Regions from separate parts of the Mus musculus genome. Here region 1 is linked to region 2. A link is a loop called in an ENCODE intact Hi-C map of the cell type or tissue named here. Cell type or tissue: gastrocnemius. All regions are shown on one strand. Links, peaks and the distances in the headings refer to the core of each region. The heading gives the core; the rest is flanking DNA.

Region 1 (7,517 bases), core at 2,798-5,297, 180 kb after region 2:
GCTGTACTCCTGGCTTCTACCGAGCTCTCTTTCATGACTTCTAGATCACACTCTCCTGTTTCTGTGCCTACTCTGTGAGAACCCTTGCTCCACTGCTTCATATTGGCTTTTGACTGGACCATGCTCTCTACAGCTATCCTCTGCTTTGGCTGGGCTCATGTGCACTACATTTGGAGTCTGTGCATCTTCTCCCGGCTTCTGCTCCCTTCCTGATCTTTTCCTTCTGAATCAGACTTTTCTTTATCATTTTTTTACAACCCCTTCTTTATTTTTGGACCTCATCTTCACTCTTAGATTTCTCTTTTGATTCTCCCCCTTGTGGCGGCTTGAATAGGTTTGGCCCCCACAGACTCATGTGTTTGAATGCTTGGCCCATGGAGAGTAGCACTCACTACCAGACAGTGTGACCTTATTGGAGGAGGTGTGGTCTTGTTGGAGAAAGTGTGTCACTGTAGAGGTGGGGCTTTGAGGTCATATACATGCTCAAGCTATACCCAGTATAGAATCCATTCTCCTCCTGGCTGCCTTCATATCAAGAGGTAGAACTCTCAGCTCCTCTAGCACCATGGCTGCATGGCTGCTACTGTGCTTCCCGCCATGATGATTATGGACTGAACCTCTGAACCTGTAAGCCAGCCCCAATTAAGTGTTGTCCTTTTTAAGAGTTGCCTTGGTCATGATGTCTCTTCATAGCAATGGAAACCCTAACTAAGATACCCACTTTCCTCACTTTTTGTTTGTTTTTTTTATTTATCTTCTAAATTTCTTCTGATGTCTTTCTTTTGGCAGTCAGATATGATTTTAACCTTCTCTTCCTTTTCTCTTTTCCATCTGGACTTGTGTCTATGATCAGTTTAAATTTTTATTTCATTCAGCTCGCTCTTTCCCCCTTCCATCCATCCTTTGTCACTTGACACTCTTGTGTCCTGTGCTCTCTGAGTCGCTGGCCTCTAATGTTGAAGACTCTCACTGTGTCTGGAATGGGCCCTTGATCTGCATCCCGGGAGTCAGTAATGTCCTCTTCCTCTACTATCCCTGTGAGGCCCAGCAACGCAGAGTCATCTCTGCAGGAAAGGCTGGGCATCAAATGGACCGCACCCTCTGTCCTCCACCCACTCCTGCCATTTTTGTCTTGTCTTGTCATTGGCTTTAGGAAGAGTTTTCCCTTGCTAGGAATCTGTCTTTTGGTAGAGGAGTCTCTTCCAGATGGACAACAGACAGAAGGGACTAAGGCCATTCTTCAAGATTTTCAGCCCCAACTTCACTAGATGTTATTCTTGGACTTCTTTTCTTATTTGTGGTTTCAGGAATTTTTTTCCTATTTCTTCCTTCCCTCCCCCTCTTTTAATTTCCCTTCAGAAGCATTTCGGAATCAGAACACCGAGTCACTTGAGCCATGAGAATGACAGTGACGGTAAAGATTGTGACTGTTTATGTCTTTTCTTAACTTTAGATTTGGAGAGCAGCTCCCCACTAGTGAGTCACTCTTTGGCAAAGGCTTTGCTGGCTGCATCTATTTTCTGCTCTTATAACTCTCACACAGCTTCTTGACCTGAGATCACCTACCCAAAGCCAGCACAATTCTCAACACACTGTGGAGCCAGTTTCCATGTTATAAAGTTCTGGGAGCTATTTCATCCATCCCTTTGTTGACCACTGAGAGAAATTCTGTATTTAACAGCAAAATTCTTATATTAAAAATTCCTTCACACATACTCCTTCTCTTCCAGGCCCTTCACTGAAGTTGCCTCTGAACCCCAATCCCTTGCAACTCTATAAAAAGATAACAAAAATTCGCACGTTTGGGGGCACAAATTTGGGAAAGTGGCTCAAAGATGACTCTCTTGGTAGGTTGATTGTTAATGACAATGACAAAGAGTGTATTGAGAGCGCTAGAGTTCATCCCCATAGTTCAATCTTTAAAACGAGAAGGGAAAGAAACCTCCACCCTGGTGACTGATCTAAGCCCTTTGCTTCCCTGCTAATGCAGTGTTGTCTTTTCCAGCCAGTCCCACTAACTGCCTCTCCTCCCCCTGCAAAACCATCCTGGCATGAAGGGAGCTGATTATCTTGTTTTTACTGAGGCTTGAACTAGCTCATTTGTCAACTTTAAACAAAACCCTTCCAATCTCACCTATTTCCTACATAGCAACTGTGGTGGTTTGAATATGCTTTGCCCAGGGAGTGGCACTATTAAGAGGTGTGGCATTGTTGGAGTAGGTGTGTCACTGTGGGCGTGGACTTTAAGACCCTGCCTGGAAGCTAGTCTTCTAGTAGCTTTCAGATGAAGATGTAGAACTCTCAGTTCTTCCAGTCCCATGCCTGCTTGGATGCTGCCATACTCCCATCTTGATAATAATAGACAGAACCTCTGAACCTGTAAGCCAGCCCCAACAAAATGTTGTCCTTATAAGAGTTGCCTTGGTTATGGTACCTGTTCACCCTAAGACAGCAACTGAGTTGCTTAGCGTACTCTCCTGTTTTGCTTCTTTCTCATTTTCTTCTTTTGCACACCACTTCTACTGCTCTATGCCTACTTTTATTTTAGTCTCAAGTTAAATAAAGTGTATACACACCACAGTTCTGGCTGTCTTCCCTCCTATTCATTCCACCCTGGTTTAGATGATGTATTAACAGCAGGAGTATGTAGTTGTGTGTTATGAGTAGTGAGTAACAGAGTCCAACATGAGGACCATGCATCAGAATATGTGTTGTGTATTGAAGACTCCTTATCCATATCCCTGACAATGAGGGCCAGCGAGCTGGATGCTTCTGTTCTTCAGTATTATCCCCTCGTTGTCTTGCCTATTATGAGTTGCTTGGACTTTCTGCACAGATGCTCACATGTTCCTGTTGCTTGAAGAATGTCTTAAAGCTAAGCACTCTGAGTTAAATCTTGACTTTCCAGAACATGCTTTATAGATATATACATACATGTTCAGGATTCTGAAACCTATTTTTATAAGCTATGGTGCATTATAAATTAGAATGTTGGTCTTGAGTCACAGTTTTGTTTTCCTCTGGGGGATTCGTTTATGAATGTGTTGGGCCCTCTCCATCCCCTATAGCTGTTTTCTCTCTGAACATTTCTTCTTTTTACCATTCTGTTTTAATCCTATGAGTTTGCATCCTCTATGTCCACATCATCTTTGTATGTCCTGTTGAATCTGGACTCTATCACATCCCTGTAAATTCTTTCTCAGGACCCTTGTCTCAGTTCACGCTCCTCGTTCAACTCTTATGGTTTTTCCCTGTGTTCTGCTCAGGACTGAATTTCTGAATGGTGCTGTTCTGCACGTACGTCTCTGCTGTTGCTCCTGATTCTGTTTGACCCATGTTGTCCATGCTGGAGTGAGGGTGTACTACAGTTCCCTCTGCTCAGAAGTTAGGTCTTGGATATTCTTTATCAGCTATAGGACTTAGATTCCCAATCTATTTCCTTTTAAAAGTAATTTGTAGGTTATTGGAAAGATGACTGGGGATAAAGATACTGCCAAGTTCCTCTTTGATTTCAAGGATACACATGGTAAAATGAGAGAACCACAGGCTGTCCTCAGACTTCTACACGTGAGCAGTGGCAACTACACACACACACACACACACACACACACACACACACACACTGCAAGAATAATTTTGTGTGGCTCGTGGCTGCTTTTTCTGCTCCATCTCAAGATGTTGTATGTTCCTGCCCGAGGTGTTTCTACAGCAATGATGGAGCTTTGCTGAACAGCACCCTCTTCTGTTGGTGCGCTGAAATACATTTCTTTTTTTATATTATTGTTTATTAACTTCAAACACCACTTCGACCATAGTATACAACCATCTTCAAAGAGAGCTACAGGCCCAGCCTCCTGAAATATATTCCTTAATGAACAGTACCTTTTGGGTCAGTGCTAGGGCAAGTCTGATGCCTTAGATTTCCTGGTATCTTTGTTTCTATGGGTTTTTCTCCTGTAAGTCTTCCACAAGAGCAACAGAGCTGGTCCTGATTCAGGTATTTCACTCATTTCACTCAAATGAAACAGGAATTTGCAGTATTGTGTGGCTATAAATGAATTAAATAATGTCATCCTGCTTTTATTCGTTTCTGTGTTTTTTGAAGGATGTATGGAACGGCTCAGACTTCTACGTGGCTATTATTTTCAGAGTCCTCGTTTTCTTGACAAAACTTGCAAATACCAACATTGATAAAATTTTAGGCAGGACGTCTCTTGTGGCAATGTACCAGTTCCTCAAGTTAAACCGAAGACGGGCAGACCAACTAAGACAAGGAGAGCCAAACAAGTAAGTGAGCGAATAGAGGGCAAGTTTAAATACGCTGAGAGAGAAAATGGCTCTCAGGTCGAAGCAATGTTGTCCTTCCTCCTACTCACCATGTTGGCTCAATACTGTGAAAAGTCCTATGACCAATGTTTTCAGGGTAGTCTGTTTGTCCTGCTGTCCCTGTGTCCAGTCATCTGGAATGCTATTCTTTTTTTAAATATTTATTATATATATATGAGTATGCAATGCTATTCTTAATGATGTTACAATAGATATAGCTAGACTGTGTATGTAGACGATCTCTCTGAAGACAGCAGCTGCTCTAGCCTCCTAGATCTGAATTCAGCAGTTCATCTCTTCATTCCTGATCACTCCTTGTTAGAAAACTCTGTTCTTCCATCACCTTAGATGGTGGGATAGAGAAAGTCCATGATCAGATGTGAGACAATCTCTCTGCTTGGAGGCTTTCCAGGCCTGTGAAAGGCACCAACGCCAGAGCCCTGGCCAAGAGAAAAGACTGATGCAGGAGAAACCCAACGGGTTAGTTCCTTCTCAGCTCATGTGGCATATAGCTCTGTATCCCATTTTTTTTCTCATCTTAACTAAGACTCAAAGTAGCTGGGCTATGTGGTCAAGACCTGGATAATGGGAGTCAAAATGAGGGAGAAGAGCTGAGTAGTCTCTAAGTGAGGTTTCTTTAACCATTTACTGAGTGGCCAGGCTTGGCTGAACTTACCATTCAGGTTCGTCACGAGTCAGGTTATCACTGGATCATGGCCAACTGCTGGCATCAGACAGCCTGCATTTCGAGTGTCTCCAAGTGCATTCTGTGCATACACGATTTAAATTGGTTTCCTCAAGTCTGGCGATGGTTGCTACTTCATTACTGGGATGCTCATAGGTTCATGGCTTAAAATTAGTATGAAACAGGAGTGTGTTGTGGGAGGCTGAACCAAGACCATTGCTACAGAGGTCAAAGCCAGCCTGCATCAGAGTGAAGTAGGGTAGATATACCCAGCTGAACAGTAGTGGGACAAACCAGTGATTGAAGCATACAGTGCTCTGTGCCCAGGCAGTGGTGGCGCACGCCTTTAATCCCAGCACCTGGGAGGCAGAGGCAAGTGGCTTTCTGAGCTCGAGGCCAGCCTTGTCTACAGAGCGAGTTTCAGGACAGCCAGGGCTACACAGAGAAACCCTGTCTCGAACCCCGCCCCACCCCCAAATAAAACAAAACAAAACGAAAAAAAAAGTGCTCTCTGGCACACATATTACCCAGAATTCTAAGGCCTGACAGTTTTTGATTGTCTCCCCATCTGTAACACACAAAACCTAACCCCTATCTCAGACTGGTCTAGTCACCAGATGACCCTCGTTCCTTTATCTTGCCTAACTTAAAATTGGCCCACAAGGCTCTGCTGCTTGGCCGATGCAGTATTTAAATTTCTGAAATGTTAAATATACACCTTGTACAGGTTTATCTGAGGAAAGGGAATGATGGGGCCACCACAGGCCACACTCTGCTAGTGGCGGCAACAGGCTAGGAGCGGTAGCTTGCTACTTCGCAACAGAGCATCTTTCCCTCTTGCCTCAAGCTTACAGCCATTTTCTCATCTTCTCCTCACGTCTCCACTGGAGCATGTACCCTTTTTCCCTCCTGTTGCAGCCTAACTACCCCCTCCAACTCAACTCCTTAGCTCATGTCAGTGGCAGAGTCACTTACTGTCATGTAAATATGGCATAGTTTCTGGCCCTCTACACTGTCTCCCACCAGCAAACTCCAAGGTCTTTTCCATTCCGCCTCACCTGTCCCCCAGGCTGCTGAGGCGGCCTCCACCTGGCCAGTCATGCACTCAGACCCCCTCCCTGCACACCCTACTACTACATCTGCCTGGACTCCTCCTAGCAAACCTCAGCTCAAATATCAATTCTTCCTTAGCTAAGCGTTAGTTACTGCTATTCTCTCTCCCTCCCTCCCTCTTTTCTCTTCTCTTCTCTTCTCTTCTCTTCTCTTCTCTCTCTCTCCCCCCCCCTCCCTCCCTCCCTCCCTCCCCCTCTCTCTCTCTCTCTCAGTGAATGGGTTAGTTCTAATAGTTCTAATCACACATGTTCTCCAGACAGCTGGGGACATCAAGGGCAAAAGTCTATTTACTTTTGTATGCTTGGAATGTAATGAGGTTTGCTAAATCAATAGCTGGATGACAAGACACACTGCTCGGCTCAGCTCCCTTCGTCCACTTAGGCTACGCCATCTTGCAGTCATAGACTAACCCAGAGCCAACAAGATGGCTCAGCAGGCAAAAGTGCTTGCCATCAAACCTGATAACCCAAGTTTGACCCCTGGACCTACATGGGAAGAGAACAGACTTCCGGCTCTCCCTCTGATACAGGTACAACACAAATATTTTGAAAGCTAAATTAAACTTAGGTCTCCATGGCTTTTAAAACCCCAATTTTATTTTCAGATACTACTCGCCCATTATGGACTGGGTACATGTCTGCTCTCTGTTTCCCCCTTAAGAATCCATAGCATTGCCCATATCACTACAAGACCTCTGACTCTTCCAGTACCAGCTCTAAAGTGGCACAGTGTATCTACTCATTTTAATGCCCCCAGCAAGGCAATGAATGCCCCAGTATGCAGAAGCCCAGAGAGCAGGGATGTAAACTTCTCCCAGTGAGGGAGTGTGAGTATCTCGACCATATGACAACCTACCACACAGTCATCCTATCCAGATGGACTTTCCGATCCTGCCTGGACACGTGAGTTTAGAACTTGCTTTCAGTGGGTTTCAGCTATGGAAGGCCCCATAGATGAGGCGGCCATACCAGGGTTGGGAAAAGGGCTATGCCTTCATTCTCTCAGGTTTCTTCTGAAAGGGCACTTAGGAACTTCTTACAGCCCCAGTTCAGCAGACAACCTCGCAAAGGGCTCCGGGTTTAACAGGTAAAGGACGGGGCAAGCAGGGAACAGGAGGGCACAAGGACATAGCAACGATACAGTGGGAAAACAAACAGAACCCGAGGCATGTTTGCTTCACCATCATTACTTTGTGTAGGTTGTTACACTGTTTGCCTCTTTTTGCAGATTATCGACAACTGTGGATAACAGAAGAACTCCCAAGTGGTACAAATCAGAGAGAGCCTGTGAAGCTTTACAGGGTATAAACAGCAAAACAGAGAATAATGCATTTATGAAATTCCATCACATATTAAGCGGAAAAAACATTTATTTCTATCAAATTCAATACAAA
Region 2 (7,517 bases), core at 1,915-4,414:
ACAGCATGCGAACCACACACCTACTTCTTCTTTCTGTTCCCAAACCATCTCTCAAATTTCACAACTTTATTTCTGCTGGTTGCCTTCAAGCCATGTGCATGTGTGTGTGTGTGTGTTTAGAAATTGTATTCCTGCCTACCCCCTCTCTTCTCAAACTGAGTATATGATCAATGGGGGTGTATATTGCTATATCACATGTAAACAGGACAATCTTATGAAATCAGTACTCTCCTTCCACCTTCCCATAGGATCCCGGGATTGCATTGAGATCACTGGGCTTGTGTGCAAGCCTTTACCTGCTAAGCCATCTTGCCAGCACACTGCCATTTCTTAATTACAGTAGGAGTTAACCAACAATTCAAGTCCATCTCTTTTCGCTTCACACATGACTGCTGAAAAGCTGAGTTCAACCCAAATGCAAGGCTCCGGCCCACAAGAGATCCTAAGAACTCCACTTCTAATCTGGACTACTGTGCCACAGAGCCAAAGCCAAGAAGGAGCTCAAATCCAACATGCAAAATAACCTCCTTCTCCCACCCCACCCCACCCCACCCCCACCCCCACCCTCCCAACACACGCTTCATCTTCTCTTGAAGACCAATCTTAGAGGGCTGAAACCAGAGCTGTGCTCTACAGCAAATCAAAATAACTCATTTTACCGAGACTTCATTCAAAACTCCCGTCTTCTCTTGAACTCTGCGCAGGGTAGCCTGGATGTATGCTCGCTGTCTGCTGCCAAACTGAGCCTCTTCCAGTCCTTCCTCCACCTACATCAGTAGGTACTTGTGTGTGTTACCCATTGCAAATGTGTTCACAGCCTGCATGTTGTCACTAGAGGCTCACTACCATCTGACCCCTACCTTCTCCAGCTTCAATCCTCCCTACTCTGCCTCCAAGAGCCTGGGAAAATGAGAAGAATAAGATGTGTTCTGTCATGGCCTCTGCCCCAGTCATGAATATATCCTGGTCTTAACCCAAGCCTTACAGAGTCCTGTAAATTCAGCATAACTATCGCCTCTTCTATTCCCCCCATAGAGTGGTCATTCATATTAGCTTCACATCGAACTACTACAATCTGGGTGGCTCTGAACAAAGGGAATGAATTCTCTCGGTTCTGAAGTTAGGCTTCTAAAATTAAGGCGTCTCTGAAGAGAACAAACTTCCTTGCCCAGTGCTGCTATGTCTATACTACTGCTTGGCTTGCAGCTACGGCACTCCAGTTTCTCTTACTTTTTAAAAAATTACTTATTTACGTTTATCTATCTACTTGTAGCCATGCACCATACTGCGTGTGCAAGTGTGGAGGTCAGAGGATAACCTGTTCGAGTTGGTTCTCTCCTTCAACCAGGTAGGTCCCAGGGATCAAACGCAGGTCTTAAGGCTCGACAGCAAGTGCCTTTCCTACCAAGCCATCTTGGGGCCCTCTGCTTCAATCCTTACTTTGTGCTTTCCCCCTCCCCCCTTATCTGAAGGACATCACACAAGGCAACCTTAGATTGATAACATCTGCTAGTTGCAAACAAGGCCACACCCTCATTTGGCAGCAGGGAGTTACAACTTAAAACATATCTTTTGGAGCAACATGATTCCCTCCACTATATTATCTCTATGTTCTCAACTGTCAGAGCACACATCATTTTCTTACACAGCAATATAATTATTTTCGGCAATCAACTCAGTCCAAACTTCTCACTTATCTTTTATCCCAAGTCTCCAGCATAGTTTCTCAATAACAGTTGAATTATGGGCAAAGTTTTACTTCCTTGTGCTCTTGTCTACTTCATAGCCTTTGTTCCTTTTCACTACATAGGCCCATAAATTACTGTTGCTACTTTGTACTTTCTGTCCAGGACTGAACACTCTGTAGTAGTGAGACACAATTTTACATGCTTTCTACACTGTCTTCAAATGGATACGTCATACAGTGGACATTGCCCAAGTAAACCATGTTTACTTTGATTTGAAATACAAAAGTCCCCCCAAAATGGTTAGCTATGTCTGTTACTAGTTGTGCACAGATAATGTACAGTGCATCCACATGAGTATACACTGTATCCATCTTACAGATGTTGGTGAGTGGGAAGGTCTTTGTGGATAGTTTTCAAAGAAAGGAAGTCCAACACAGAGATAAATTAAGTCTTCTCTGTGCGGATGACCAGAAATCCAAATACCAGGAAGCCTTCCAGTAACTTTGTCCCCACCCAACGCCCAAAGCTCTGCATTCACACAGATCAGGGTGATAATCTTTCGGTACCCTCCTTTCATCACCATTCAAGAACACAAACAGCACATACTGCTCTGTTCACAGACCAGTAAACACTCAAGAAAAGTCTTGTTAAAATCCCATCTAATTGCAGCCCCAAGGTTGCGTCGAATAGGGTATTTCTGGTTACTTTCCAAAGTGCCACACGCCCGAAATTATTCTGCCCAGCGAGAAAAACCGTAAGGGAACAACAGGACCAAGTTTCCAACACACATCCTGGACACAAAGGCTCCTCTGTAAGCCACAGGAAACTGCGGCGGGGCAGGAAGGTGAGGATGTGGGACCCTGATGTGACCTACGGAGAACTGAAAAGCCCAGGGGACCACTGTGGAACGTACAGCCCACGGGAGAAGCCCCCGCCTGGGAACTGACGGGCGTGGGCGTGGGCGCGAGCGTTTATAGGCTCCGCAAAACACCTCTGCCGCGCATTCGGGAGGCCGCGGTCTGCAGGAACTCGCACACCCGCACACAGGCTGCTCGCCATGCAGCCTGGAGCCAGGAGCGACCCCACCCACTAGCCGCGGGCGAGGGTCGCAGTGTACCTTTAACGCCCGCCATGTCTCTGGAGCTGGGGCTGTCGCTGCTTCCGGCTTTCTCCAAAAGCCGCCCACACCCAGACTAGCCAGGGCCGGCGCGCGAATCCAAAGCCCGGCCCGCCCCCTGACGGTATTGACTTCCTACCCAACCAACGGAGCCCCGCCCCTTCATTAGGCCCCGCCCCTGATTTTAGACTCCGCCCCATCCCGTGGCTTCCCGCCCCCAGAAGCCCAATCCCACCATCCATGCAGAACCTGATTCCTACTGGTTTAGAATTCTGCCAATTACAACCTCACACCCAATTATGCCAGATTCTGCCCTACAGGCACTCAGTATTTCCTATACTGGTTCTGATCCCTGCCACTCTGAGCTCCTCCTCTGCCGGGCCCGGTTCCGCTCGGCCCACAGTTCCGCCACTCTGGCACATAATCCTGCCTCCAGCTCATGGAGACCCTCCCCCAACGCCTTCCTCCACTTCGCGGACTCCGCCCCCAGTTGGCTGAGCTCAGTCCCTGCCAGCACGGATCCCAATCCGCCATGCAGAACTCCACCCCATTGGACTGATCCCGCCTCCGCCACTCATAGCTCGGACTCTACTGGTCCTACTTCCTGCCACTCAGAACTTCATTCCAGTAGTCTCCCAGTTTGTTCAGCACCGCCCCGCTGGCCGGGAACTCCGCTCCTAGTCTCAGCCCCCTCCCACTTTGATTACTTCAGAATAACTCCTTTATTTTAACTCTTCGGGGGATCCTGGATTCTGAGACATCTCAGCCCTGTTTCTCAATCTGGGGTCCATCCCTTCCTCACTGTCGTGACTTGGGGCCCAGGCTCTGCCTCAGGAGATTCTAGATGCTCACCATCACCCTGGCTGGCTGTTAGGAAACTTGCCTGAAAGGACTGGTGGAAAAAGTGGGGCACGGGATAAGGATGGGGAGAGGTTACCTTCCAGGACGACTCTTCCTGTGTGCCTGTGTGGTTTGTTTTGAGAGTGTGTGGCTGATATAGTAGAGATCGGGAGTGAGTGACAGCACCAGAAATCAGGATTAGAGATATCCCTATGTAAGATCTTTGACTTTTGTATAGATTTGCTTGCTTTGTAGCAAACTACATTAACATTTTGTGTAAACTACCGCGTCCGTCTATCCCCCTCATTCATTACAAACTCTGTGGGTCCGGATTTCTTTAGGTCCTTAAATAAACGCAGGCCTGCAAGTAACTAAGGCCAATTTTCACTCCTCCAGATCCATCTTATTCTTACCTTCTTCAGTGGAATCTTCCTTCATCTTAGAAACCATCCAGTAGTCCAAGTCCTCTACAGAAAGCAGTTCAGAAAGAATAGGAACTGAACCAAACAGCTCTTTAGACAAGGTTAGAAAGTCAAAACCCACGAAGTTCTAAACTTAAAAGGAAAATATGTATATACACATATATATGTATATACATATATATATGCTTAATCTGCTAAGAACCTAGTATACAATCAGTGATTCTGAGAGGCACATTTGCATAACTTACCACAATAGAGCAATTGTTCTCCTTTAGACTGTTAATACTATTGTAACCATTACAACAAGTTAAGCCATTGTACCATTGAGAGTGTGTACAGGATGAAGCTTGTACACAGGGTCTGCAGTGTCAGGCATGTGCCAGCATCATGGACAACGTACCTGGTGAAAATGGGGGATTATGGTGCCTATAAAAGCACTCAGAAAATTGCTCTGCCAGACCTGTGTTTTTAACTTCTCCTTTATAAGCACTGAGATCTGTTAGTGAGGAGGTAGGTTTTTCCCACCTTAAATAAAGAGATTATGTGATGTAAACCGTCCCACTCTCCTTCCACCCTCAACCACACTGTTTGTTTCTCTCCGACTGCTTTCTGCCAACAACAACTGGACTGAGTACTTTACCTGAGAAAGTGGACTTTTCCTGTGCCAGATGTTGCACCAAAAACCATCCTACTCACCAATTCCACATTTCCACAAGAAGAAAAGCCACTGGAACCTGCATCTCCCTCCGACCAGCCCCCTCCTATGTTACTCAGCTGTTTAACCTGGGCCACTGTCTGACTGCCTGTGACTAGAGTAGAGTCCTTAAGATGAATCTTAGGGTTTCCTCCTTGAGTTCAAGTATCAAAGGCTACGAACTAGATTTTATTATCACCACTTTACAGTCGGTGCAAGGTTTGTATATGCTTGGCCCAGTGAGTGACCCTATTACGAGGTGTGGCCTTGTTGGAGTAGTTGTGTCACCATGGGGGCTTAAGACCCTCACCCTAGCTGCTTGGAAGTCAGTCTTCCACTAGCTGCCTTCAGATGAAGGAGTTGAACCCTCAGCTCTGCCTGCACCACGCCTGCCTGGATGCTCCCATGTTGCTGCCTTGATGATAACGGACTGAACCTCTGAACCTGTAAGCCAGCCCCAATTAAATGTTGTCTATATAAGACTTGCCTTGGTCACGGTGACTGTTCACAGCAGTAAAACCCTAACTAAGACAGTTGGTAAAACTCAAGCTCAAATAGTGACACGGAACAGGAAAGCTGAGACCAAGTCTTGAAACACTAATGCAATTAATCAGTTGCTTTCTTCTCATAGTAGATCTTATGCCCAGAGGAGGCAGGGGTTGACAGTGAGGAGAAACAACAGTAAAACCTTATCTTAAGAGAGTTCAAAGCAATTCATTGATTTCATATTAATATACATATTTACTAGTGTCTCATCTATAGCATATACCAAGGGTTGATTATATTAACTCTGGGAACAAAAAAGGGGTGATCCCTTTACCATTCATAAAGTTTCATGGCCAATACAACTATAGCAAAAGGCAGGTTACAACATAAAAAAATCATAGCAAATTTATTTGATCATAGTTTGAAATGACACAGAAGCCTGCAGGCTGAAGAAGACTCAAGAAGTCTGTGTGTACTGTGCAATCTTATGTTTAGGTTTGATGAAGCATTGGCAGCCACACAGAAAGATTATGGGCCAGAAAGAGACTGGCCGAACAGTAATGGACTAAGAGAGGAATCCAAAGGGTCTGTCTATTCATTCTTCTTGGTTGCTCTGTGCAGCGCTCCCTCCAGATATGGCACAAGACCCTTCCCTGGAAAAGAGACCTTGTGATCTACAGAGAATGAGAGAGGACTTCAGGTGGCCAACTCTTATGGCAAAAGGGAGGAGATTGGGAGTGATTTTCGTTTTTACATCTGGCTTTGGGGAAAAGGTGTGGTTTCAATGACCTGCCTTGGCAAAGATGAATTCTAGTCTCTATGATCTGCCTAGAAAAGAATGAGAGATACAAGAAAAGAAGAAGGGAGATAGGAGAAATTTGGGTTCTGGAATCTGTAGTTTGTAGTCATTTTCTGAGCCCTGATATAGCAAATATTAGTAAGTTTATAATAAATAGTATCACCTCCCCCTAGTCCACAGAAAATACCCTTCTCAAACTCCAGATCTTACAGCGCCACACATGTAAGGGCACAACAAGGTCACACATCTGCCCCAGAGGAGGCTCTAAGGTCACAGTGCATCCTAAACAGAATTGTGCTATGACACTAACAGAAACAAGCATCTGTCATTTTCTACACCCAGATCTCACCCCGTCCCAAGGAGACTGGTAGAAGTGTCAAGGAATAAGGTGTTCCCAGCAGACTTTCCTATTCCTGGAGCCGTTTCTGAACCTGAGGGCTCCATGTATTTCCAGCTCAAAAACCATCAGTGTGGCACCTAGTCTTATTTATCATTAGCAGTACTGATAGTTATTGGCTAGTATCTGTGAGGTAATACTTTACACACATGGTGCCTCATAAGACCTGTAAGGAATCTATTTTACAAATGATAAAATCACGACTCAGAGTTTAAAGTATTTGTCAATATAACAGATATTAAGTAGGAAAAAAATCAGTATTCATAGCTACTCTTTTAGTTTCAAACCAACATATATCACCATTCCACAAACTTTATGGCTTATTTTTAGAATAGTTAAAAAAAAAAAAAAAACTCTTGATTTGACCTGCATTTTATAAGCTGGTGTTTTCATCATGGAAAATGTCTTGAACTAGGATAACATCCTCTGAAATTCAACTTTTGTGCTGACTTCTTACCCAATGTGGTCTCACCAGTAGCACTAGTACTGACCTGAGCTGCCAGACCAGAGGTTCTCAACCTGTGGGTTGTGGCTCCCACAGATATTTCATATCAGATATTTATATCACAGCTCATAAAAGTAGCAAAATTACGGCTACACAGTAGCAATGAAATAATTTTATGGTTAGAGGAATCAATACAACACGAGGAAATGCATTAAAGGGTCACAGAGTTAGGAAGCTTGAAAACCACTGGTCTGGACACATCAGCAAAGCCGTGGCTCAAATGCTCTGGAACAGTGTGTCTACAAATGTGCATATGTTCTCTCTGTCCTCAGGCTTAAAAATATCCAGCATTTCTGTTCGATGGTAAATCAGTCTCTCTGACTCAGCACACAAACATGTGGTTGGAAACACATTCATATTCTAGTAAGAACAGGATTCCTATGCTGAGTCCTTTTGCAACACAGTTTTCATCAGACATGACCAGTGGGGTCTGTCTGTCTGTCTGTCTGTCTGCCTCAAGACATGAGTGATACTGGGAGATGAAAGTATAAACATAGAATCTTGTCAGGTTACCTTTTGGTGCAAATGTACTCCACACTTTTCAGATTCTTCCCCCTTACCGATCTTTA

The links. A loop is a pair of places that touch in the nucleus more often than their neighbours do. Peaks named below come from ENCODE experiments on the same cell type or tissue, not always from the same donor. Only the 100,000 strongest peaks of a DNase experiment are listed, where the experiment ranks them.
Region 1: a loop joins it to region 2, with 2.8 times the contacts of the local background. A loop is called at or near these places in 5 of 42 quality-filtered maps.

What each region holds. Positions count from the first base shown.
Region 1 is chr4:101,466,954-101,474,470 of GRCm38, reverse strand. It overlaps Ak4 (adenylate kinase 4), which reads right to left. Exons shown (of 5, transcript NM_009647.5): 5 at 6,700-7,517. Among named protein-coding and RNA genes, the nearest start is that of Ak4, 51 kb to the right of the region's middle. In gastrocnemius, for the core only: a CTCF peak has its summit at 3,735 (motif pointing left); a DNase peak (open chromatin) is centred at 5,050.
Region 2 is chr4:101,643,114-101,650,630 of GRCm38, reverse strand. Leprot (leptin receptor overlapping transcript) reads right to left here and starts at 2,848. Exons shown (of 4, transcript NM_175036.4): 1 at 2,806-2,848. The coding sequence starts at 2,821. In gastrocnemius, for the core only: no CTCF peak of the experiment used is centred there; DNase peaks (open chromatin) are centred at 2,929 and 3,313; H3K4me3 peaks cover 2,205 bases; H3K27ac peaks cover 2,245 bases.